Regions from separate parts of the Mus musculus genome. Here region 1 is linked to region 2. Evidence: chromatin contacts called from ENCODE Hi-C or POLR2A ChIA-PET data. All regions are on one chromosome and are shown on one strand. The core of a region is the stretch at or near the end of the contact, and the rest is flanking DNA. Distances in the headings are between cores, read along the strand shown.

Region 1 (4,771 bases), core at 33-2,532, 34 kb before region 2:
CGATGCACTGCAATTTGGTCTACTCAGTATAAACCCTGCCTTCTGACTCCTGCGCCAAGACTGGCAACACACAGGCCACCCCAAGTCTGAGGGCCTTTCCTCAGCTCCGGTATTTGCTGATCTCCTTTGCCAGCTCTCCAGCCTTTCATCTTTCCTGTCAGAAGCAACCCTCCTCCTTTGTCCCACTGAGGTAGGTTCCAAGAAACTTCACAGAAATGGCCTTGCATCCTTTAAAGATCCATCCTACTCCAGAGTCTTACCTAAGCCATTCCCTCTACCCCGTGACTTTCTCTATCCCAGCAGTGTGCCTGAAGTCCAGATCCTGCCAGCCTGAGTACTTGGTACTTGTCATCCAGCCCCCCCCCCCCAAATAAAAAGATGTAACATTTTTATCCCAGTTTTTCTGGAGAAATTGTCCTGCTGACAACTGTGCTTTCTTCAGAAACTTTTAGAATGTAAGCAGGCCCTTGATTCACAATTGATTTTGCTTCTCTCCCCTCTCCCACACACCAGTTGCTTGATGTAGGCTCAAGGCTTCCTCACCAGGGCGACCTCCATCTACACTCCATCTGAGGCCTTTTCAGGAACCTGGGCCCCTCCATTTGTATTCTATTGGTCAAAGCCCCTCTGTTTACACTCCAGGGGTTGGGCCCTAGCTACACACCACCCCTTCATCTACACTTCACAGCTGAGCCCTTATTACACTCTACAATTCTGCGCACACACACACACACAGTCCACAGGTTTGGGGCCCCTCTATCTACACTCTGAACCCCCTTGTCTACACTTCCCAGCTCTAACCCCTCCAGCTATTCTCGATGCTCGCTCGCTGTGGGCTGCCCTGCGTTCTTGCCCTACATTTCCTCAGTTCGGGTCCTTGGATACGGTCTCTGCCCAAACAATGAGACCGCGGGCTGAGTTGGACATTAAAGTCCCCTCATGGCCAGCCGGGCCGGCTTCTGAGCCGGGTCAGATCCCGCCCGAGTCCGGTGGGCTGCAGCCCTGCGGAACCCGCACATCCGGCCTGCGCGGGACCCCGGCCGCAGCCCGCGCGGGCAAGTTCCCGGAGTCCCGCGCGAACAAAGAAGGCGCGGGCGGTGCCCGAGCTCGGCCCCACGGCCGCAGGAGGACAAGGCCGGGCCGGGCGGGGGCGCGCGCCAGAGAAGAAAGACGCGCGAGGAGGCGCGCCGGCTCCGCTCACCTACCGGGCCGCCGCTTGCTCCCGCCGGGCGCCCGCCGAAAGCATCAACGGTCACCGCCGTCGCCGGGCCGGGGGCGGGGCTCCGGGAGGGGCAGGGTCCGGCCCCTGAGAGAGGAGCTCCGACTCCTGGGGGTGGGGCCCAGGGCCTAGGGGGCGGGGCTCTGGGGGCGGGACCCGTGAGGGGCGGGTCAGGCCGTTGTGCGCTTCGGGACTCTGACCCCGCGGGTCCTGCTTCTGGGGGTGTGGCTCCTGGAAGGGTGGGGAGTTCAGCCGCTTTTGGAGGGTGTGATTTGGGCTCTTGGTGGGGCTCATTCGAGATTCACCAAGTTTAGGATTTTGGTGGAGTCAGGTTTTGGGGGACGGAGCTGGATGAGGGGATAGATCAGGTCGTTGGACAGCTGGAGTCAGGGACCAACGGGATCCGGCTTCTGGGGGCCGGGCTCCTGGAGAGCAAAGTCCGCCCTACTGGACAGTGGCTCGGGGTCAGGCGGGATCGGACTCCTAGCACAGAAGCGCTCAAGAAGTAGGGACTTGCCTGGGACTGAAGACCTAACGGAAAGCTCAACATCCAGGGCTTAAGGCTAGACGGAGGCGGGGCGGAGCATGGAGGCCGGGGCGGGACTTCCGCCTTGGTCCAGCTGAGGGGTTGAGCTACCCTACTAAATCGCAAAAGCCAGATGGGTTTCTTTTTTGAATGGTTGCAGAGAGCTGGGATGTGTGATCTTCTTCACGTGCAGAGAGAGACCACTTCGTCCTCCTTCAAGGGGCAGCTCTGAGACACGATGCATTTGTGAGGAAAGTTTCCCACCTGCCAGGAGAGGGGTCATCTACCTGAGGGCGTGCATTTGAGATGGAGAGAAATACATCAATCCTGTCCCAAGCACCACTCAGGCTATGATACAATAGTTGCACAAACTGGTTTTATAGTTCCTACGCCCAACCTTTTCAGAACATTGGACCTTGTCTACCTCAAGGAGACCTTTCTTTGGTGAAAGACGTCAAGGGCAGAATTCCCCTTCCCTTCCCACATTGACTTCCGAGCAGCCACAGCGTCTTCAGAAGTTTCATTCCCAGTTAGAAACTAGCTAAAGTACTTTCAGAAAACAGGAAACTGGGCATTTTACTTAAAAAGTTTAGACCAGGAATTCACTGCCTAGGCCCTCTTTTTCTCAAACACCAGCCCCAGCCTGGTTCAAGCTTCTTGGTCTTGAGATTAAATCATCATAAAAACCCCATAGCTGTAACCTTTAACACTCACTTCCTCCCTAAATTCAGGAAATGTAAGTCACGACTGGTAGTCCCTCCAGTGTTTCCAGGACAGTAAACCCTGTGTTCTTGTCAGTGTGCAGCTTCGTTTCACTGCATAGGTAGATGTATTGACTGTCAATGTGTCTTGAGTAGGAAGCCCTGTGACACTGAGGCCAATGGAGTAACAGAGCCCTATTTCTATGCATGTGGTACCCCCTCACACCTCTTCTCTCAGCCTGGCCTCAATGACCTCCTTCAAGCTCAAAATCTCTCTGCTTACTTTCTTGGCCCTGCTTCTTCCTCTCCTGTCTTTTCCCCCTTTAAACATTCATTGCTGATCCATTCTACAGCCAGCAGTCAACCCTGCTAGGTAGCACAGCGTTGTCGTTTTGTGTGGGTCACTGCTCTTTCTGCTTTCTCCCCTATCCCATGACCACTCTTATCTTACTTCCAGCCCTAGAGATGCTGACAGTCCTCTTGTTGCCTGTCACCCTGACCCTCTGTGCCCTTGTGGAACCTCAACTATAAAGGACCTAATGTCAATAAGCTATCCCAGCGTACAAAAAGGGAGGTAGGGAGAAGGCAGAGGACCTTTGAAGGAAGCACAACCAGGCCAGAAGGAAGCAGGCCACAGGGGGCTGCCTCCCAGAGCTGTGGGAGACACCAAGAAGGACGGAGAGCAGCCAGCAGAGGCTGTGAAAGGCGTCCAGCATAGGGGTCTTTTTTGCTTTTCATTTCCTCCACACTGGGCTGCATTCCAGGTGCCTTATAGACTTGATGTAGGAACAGGGACGAAAGCTCAAGTCCCCAAGCCTGGATCCTCAGGCTGGCGAAGAAGCTAGTCACTGTGAAATCTCTATTCCTCCAGCCAAGATCCTTCATGTGGTCATGGATGGGCAGACCATGCTCAGCCCATGTTCTGTCCCTTTACTGCCCCTAGGTTGCTATCTCCCAGATTTCTGTTCCTCTCTGGTAGCACCTTTACAAGGGCAAACATGCAGGGTCAAAAACAGCCAGAAGTCAGTCACCTGTCTAAATTATCAGGCAAGGAGTTAGGAGGTGGGTTCAGCCATGGTGGCCACATGAGGAGCCCATACTGGACAAGTTAAGTTTTGGAATATGGGAAAATTCTAAAGGAGGACAGAGTGATGGCTGCACAGTTTACATGTGTTTGATGCCAGTTAACTAACTGGTGCTGATGGTGCTGATAGGGGAACCACACAGAGGTTCCTCAAAACATTACAAATAGGGCTGGTGAGATGGCTCAGTGGTTAAGAGCACTGACTGCTCTTCCAGAGGTCCTGAGTTCAGTTCCCAGCAACCACATAGTGACTCGCAACTATCTGTAATAAAATCCAATGATGCCCTCTTCTGGTGTGTCCGAAAGCAGCTATAGTATACTCATATACATAAATCAAAAAATATAAGAAAACATTACAAATACAACCATGTCATCTAGCAGTCCCACTACTGGTATGTATCCAGAGAAAGTGAGGGTTGTATGGCAAATACCTGCACCCCATGCTCACTGCAGCACTGTTCACAATGGTTAGGATATGGGATCCACTTATAAGCATGGGAATAAAGAAAATGTGACTTGGATCAGTGTTCCTGTCCAAGTGTCCAGCTGCCCTCTCACCTCTGAGGATGCTGCTCCAGCTGTTGGCCATCTTTCCTCATCTGTCGCTCCTGTACAGGCTCCACTCTGGGGCTGTCCTCTGGAACCAGATCTCATCCCTCCCCTACCCATAACCTCCCAGGGCACCCACCAGACTATGCCTACCACTGAAGGTCACATAGGCAAGACAGCTGTGCAATGCTGCGGCCACAAAGCCACATACGTACTCCAAACACAGAGATCTTATCTATAAAATCCTTCTGAACACTCCCCAGTACTGTGCAACAGGTAGGCCTTGGGGATATCTATGCAGGCAAGCATAAGGCTCGAGAAGCTGTAACAAGCTGGCCAGCAGGTGTGACTGCCATCCATGCTCCTGGCAGAGCCCTTTGCTGGGGAGGAGGAACAAAAGTTAGGGCCTTAGCACTATAAATAGGGGAGCAGGTTTGAAAGCAGGTACAGCAGCCACCCCATGAAAAGACAACCAAAGAAAGGCTTGCTGGGGACTTGGTGACATTAAAGGTAGATAGAAGACATGAGGAACTTAGAAAACAGTAGCTAAGAACCCCAAGTCCAGCTGAAATACACCCCCTGCCAAATTCACACACACACACACACACACACACACACATACACAGGCCATGTTGTTGATTGAACTCCCTGGCCCTTTCCTAAAATGCTGGCTCAAGAGCTCAGACCCCTCT
Region 2 (4,246 bases), core at 971-3,470:
TGCCACTTGAGAGTTAATGATCAGTTCTTTTGCTTGTGGGCCTCAGTTTCCCCATCTTCCCAATGGTAGGCTACACAAACGGTTTTGGAAGGCAATCTTGCCAAGTGGAGTTCTGACAACTAGCCCAGACGACACACACCCGCCCTGCCTCAGAGCACAGAGTGCCGAAGAGTGGAGCAACCTTGCCCGGACCCTCTCGAGACCGTCCCACGTGCTCACCTGTACTGGAAGGTCATGTTGGTGATTTTGATCTTGATCTCCTCGCCTAGCCGTCGCTCCCCAGTCATCTCAAAGAGCTTGCTGGCCATCTTCTCGTACACCTTGGCATTGCGCTTGGTCTGCTTGAGCTCATCAAAGAACTCCTCCCAGACCAGCATGAGGCCGCGCATCTCTGCATCTGTCCAGTTGCGGGCCCTCCGATGCTTCTCCGTCTGAGGAGACACAAGGTAGCCAGGCACTTCGGCTGCTGCCATGTTGGAGGCACCTGCAGGGTTAAGGATGGCACTCAGGCAGGGCCTCAGGCCTGGCCAGCGCACCATGGGCGAGAGGCAGTGCGCTTGTTCACTCGCTTGCTCGAGGCAGCTCCACGCTCAAAATGGGGCCTACATCTGACAGGCAGGAATTTAGTTAAAAGCTTTTAAACGGGAAACGTCATTTTGATGTCATGTTTCCATAGCAACAGAGCAACTGCATAAGCTACAACAACAGAAACCTTTTAACTGAAAGCACAGGAATCAGGGCCGCACTAACGGGCCATCAATATTGCAGTGAGAGGCTGTACCCAAGCCCACTGTGGCTCCCAGCCCTCCTCCCACCCTGCTGGCCCTCTAGGCCCCAGAAGAGACTTGCTTTCACTGTGCCTGACAGGCTCCTACATGGGCATCTAGGCAGTAGTCCCTACCTCAGCCCCACCTGATTTATATAGGTTAGAGTCCAGGGAGGCCCAAGATGGGCAAGTAGTATGCTGAGACATAAGGTGCAGGGTTACAAAGGAGGTGGAGGCCCTGATACTGCCTTGATGGCTGTTCGTGTGGTGAGGTCCTTGCTGAGAGGTCACCCTCTTCTCAGAGGCCTGCCAAGCTTTACTGAAGCCGGTCCTCATAGGGCCCAGCCTTCTCCCCATTGACTCTGCTTCTCTTGTTTAACTAATGCAACCCCCTGGGTGTCAGGTTGTGTGGGTGCTGGGAAGCCAGGCAAGTCAGAGCTAGACCTTGCCTAGCCATGCCGGCCTGAAGGACACAGATGTTGACCTTCAACATGGGGAGAAGCATAAGCACAGCCCTGACGGAAGGGGCAAACCGAGCTGAGCTGAGGAGGCCCCTCAGCTGAGGAAAAGTGGCTGCAGTCAGAGGGTAACTTCAATGTCCTGAGCAGGGCTAGTCCTCAAGAGACACAGCAGTGTTGGGGTGGGGACAGGCAAAACATCAAGAGGAAGGGTTAATATGCCCACAGGGCTAGGCAGGGACCTCAGGCTGAGGAGGCAGCAGAGCAAGAATGTAGAATGTGGAATCCGCAGAGGGGAAAGTTACCACAGGGCATCAATAGCTAACATCTGGAAGGCAAGTCACAAATGAGACTACATGGACCTAAGACCCTCATGCTAGGCTGGCTGTTGTGGACACACAGTCTAGTCTGATCCTAGACTCTCTGGGCCCAGTACTCTATTGGTAGTCATGCCTGGTCTCCAAACAACTAGTTAAAACTCTCTGGTCAGCAGAACAACAGTGGTCTTTGTTGGCTTTCCCCCTGCCTGATCAAAGATAGGAAGAACTTAGACTGGAGAAAGCAATGTCTCTGGGCTTCCTGTGTCCACTGTAAGGAGCATAGTCAGTAACTTACTGGGTAGGGGGAGTGACCTGAGTTTCAATCCAAAATTAGAAATGAAAAGGAGGCAGAGGGTTGCCCCTGGAGGTCTTGCTGTCATTTCATAGGTTCAGGTGAATGTCAGGCTTCCTCTCTGAACCTTGGGAGTCATTTTGGGACTTCCTACTGCTGAGCTAGCAGACAGATACCCACGATTGTTCCATTTCTCCTAAAAGAGTACCCAGAAGGTCTGCAAAAACTCCTCTTCCTGCCAAAGTCAGATAGATACTGAGCATGCCAGGCATACTACTGGCCTGCTGGTTCATTGCTGCCCCCTAGTGCTGAGCATGGAACCTGGGTCTGGTTCTCAGAGCTCAGTGCCTAGAAATTACCTCCTTCCTCCAGGAAGGACCCCCTGTTCTTTAGGCTCAGAAGATTGATCCTTGAGGAGCAAGGAACTAGGAACCTGCCCTACTGCCTCCACAGACAGCATCTCCAGCTAACAAGGAAAGACAAGACAAGCACAACCTGGGGCCTAAAAACTCAGTATGTATATACTAGGCTGGCCCTGTCTCTGCCTCCCGAGTACTGGAATTAAAAGTGTATTGTCACTATGCTTAGCTTCAAGCTGCTAGCTTTTAAACCTAGCTCTGTGTGACCTTAGCAATGGATTCCAGCCTCAGTGTCCTCATCTCTAAAATAACAAGAGCCGGCTAAATGACTATAAATGACTTAGCAAAATGTTGGCCTAAGGGATATGGGGAGATCCTAGGTCCTCATCCGCCATCTCTTAGTCCTTTCTACAAATTTCCTTAGAGTGTCTGGAGTGTTCAAAGCCAGACCAGTGGCTATCTGTTGGCTAATGGATATCACTGCCATTACTCAAGGTCCTATAGTTAGATGGCTGAAGAGGAAAGATCTATAACAGCTGCTTGCCCAAGTTCCAGGATATAGAAGGCACCAGAGCCAGCCTGGCAGGAGCTACTCCATACCAACATAACACTTTGGTTGACACCTAGATGGGGGTAAGATGGGCTCCCACCTCCTCTTCTCAGGCATGTGGGCATCAGCAGTCCCAGGTACAAAGTGGCCTTTGTGGAGGCACCTCCTAGAGCAGAGTCCTTGCCTGGCTTCCATGGACAAGAATGAACAGGTGTTTGTCCAAGCCTCAGCTGCCCCTACCTAGGGTGGGACATTTCCTATTTCTATTCAGGGTAGAGTTCCATACCTTGACACAGCTGCATGGCCTGCTAGGACCCTCAGTTGTCACAGGATGAGAAGGCAGGAGGCTGAGGACTAGGTCCCCAGTAGAACCTGAAGGGAAAGGGGGCAGGTCAGCTTTAGAAAGTATCTCTTAAGAGAGGCCAGGCACTCTGAATGGGGTCAAGACTGGTTCTGTTGTGAGCTGGCGAAACCTACTTAGGCTCCCTGGGTTTGGTTTCCCCTCTACATAATGAGTGTGGGGCAAATCTGAAACTTGTATTTATGGAACCTGTTCAGGATGCAAGAAACCAGGCCTGACTAGGGTGATAGCAGCCAAGCTCAGCCTATATTGATAGAAGCCAGAGTAGAAAATGACCAGTTTTAGTGGGATGCCAGGTAACTTTTGAGAGAACTGAGCCTGTACTGGTGGGAGAAATTTAGGGGTTGAAGACTTGACAAAGGCCTGGAAGTGTATGAAATGTGTGTACATGTGACAGTGGCTAAGTACAGCCTTGACTAAGGTAGTAGGACATGGGTCTAGGAAGCTTTGGAGCACTAAGGCGTTTGAACTGCTCTGGGTGGTTAGTGAGGCACAGCTTATCTCTGTGGTGGGTAGTGAGAGGGATTATGACCTACCTTAGAATTGGATTGTCACAGCAATTCCTGGGGCCTTACAACCTAGCCTGGGATAGAGGCCTGGGCAGCTAGGTAGTTTAGCTTGCACGTTAGACGTTGCTATCACACGTCAATAAGGAGTCCAGACTCTTAACCTTTGACACTCTGCCTTTGTGGCCAGCTCTTCCCACCCCAGCTATGTCCCAAATGTCCACCCTGAGCTTGAAGTGAAGCAGGCATCTCTTTCAGGACCACAACATGGAGGAAGATGAGACTCAGGCTTTCAGGGCTAAGGATGTGTGTGGATCCCAGGAAGGTCTCAGTGATTCTCAAGTACCTGGGTCCACCTCTGCTCATGAGCCTTCCCTGGGCTACCCAAGTAGGTCTTCTTGATTTGGCTGAGCTTTGCCACCTTGTATGGAGGTGAGGCTCACATCCTAGGAAGCCTGGATATAACTCCAGGAAACTTGGACCCTGTCCACTCAATATGTGGACACATATGGCCACAAATGGCACACATACCATGACTACCCATCCCCGTATTCAACACAATCAGGCTGCTTCTTCAAGCTCCTTCAGAATGCTTTTTGGAAAAACTGGAGACAAACACCACAATGAGGCTGAG

Evidence for each region. A loop is a pair of places that touch in the nucleus more often than their neighbours do. ChIA-PET counts read pairs that join two places held with the same protein, here RNA polymerase II (POLR2A).
Region 1: POLR2A ChIA-PET joins it to region 2 with 12 read pairs in Patski. The contact joins the promoter of Rgs12 here to the promoter of Msantd1 in region 2. A Hi-C loop is called at or near these places in 2 of 37 maps with a recorded cell type or tissue (gastrocnemius and heart). POLR2A ChIA-PET finds 5 or more read pairs at or near these places in 4 of 5 experiments (Patski and embryonic stem cell).

What each region holds. Positions count from the first base shown.
Region 1 is chr5:34,945,959-34,950,729 of GRCm38, reverse strand. Rgs12 (regulator of G-protein signaling 12) reads right to left here and starts at 1,282. Exons shown (of 17, transcript NM_173402.2): 1 at 1,206-1,282.
Region 2 is chr5:34,913,889-34,918,134 of GRCm38, reverse strand. Msantd1 (Myb/SANT-like DNA-binding domain containing 1) reads right to left here and starts at 2,220. Exons shown (of 3, transcript NM_207277.1): 1 at 220-2,220. The coding sequence starts at 539.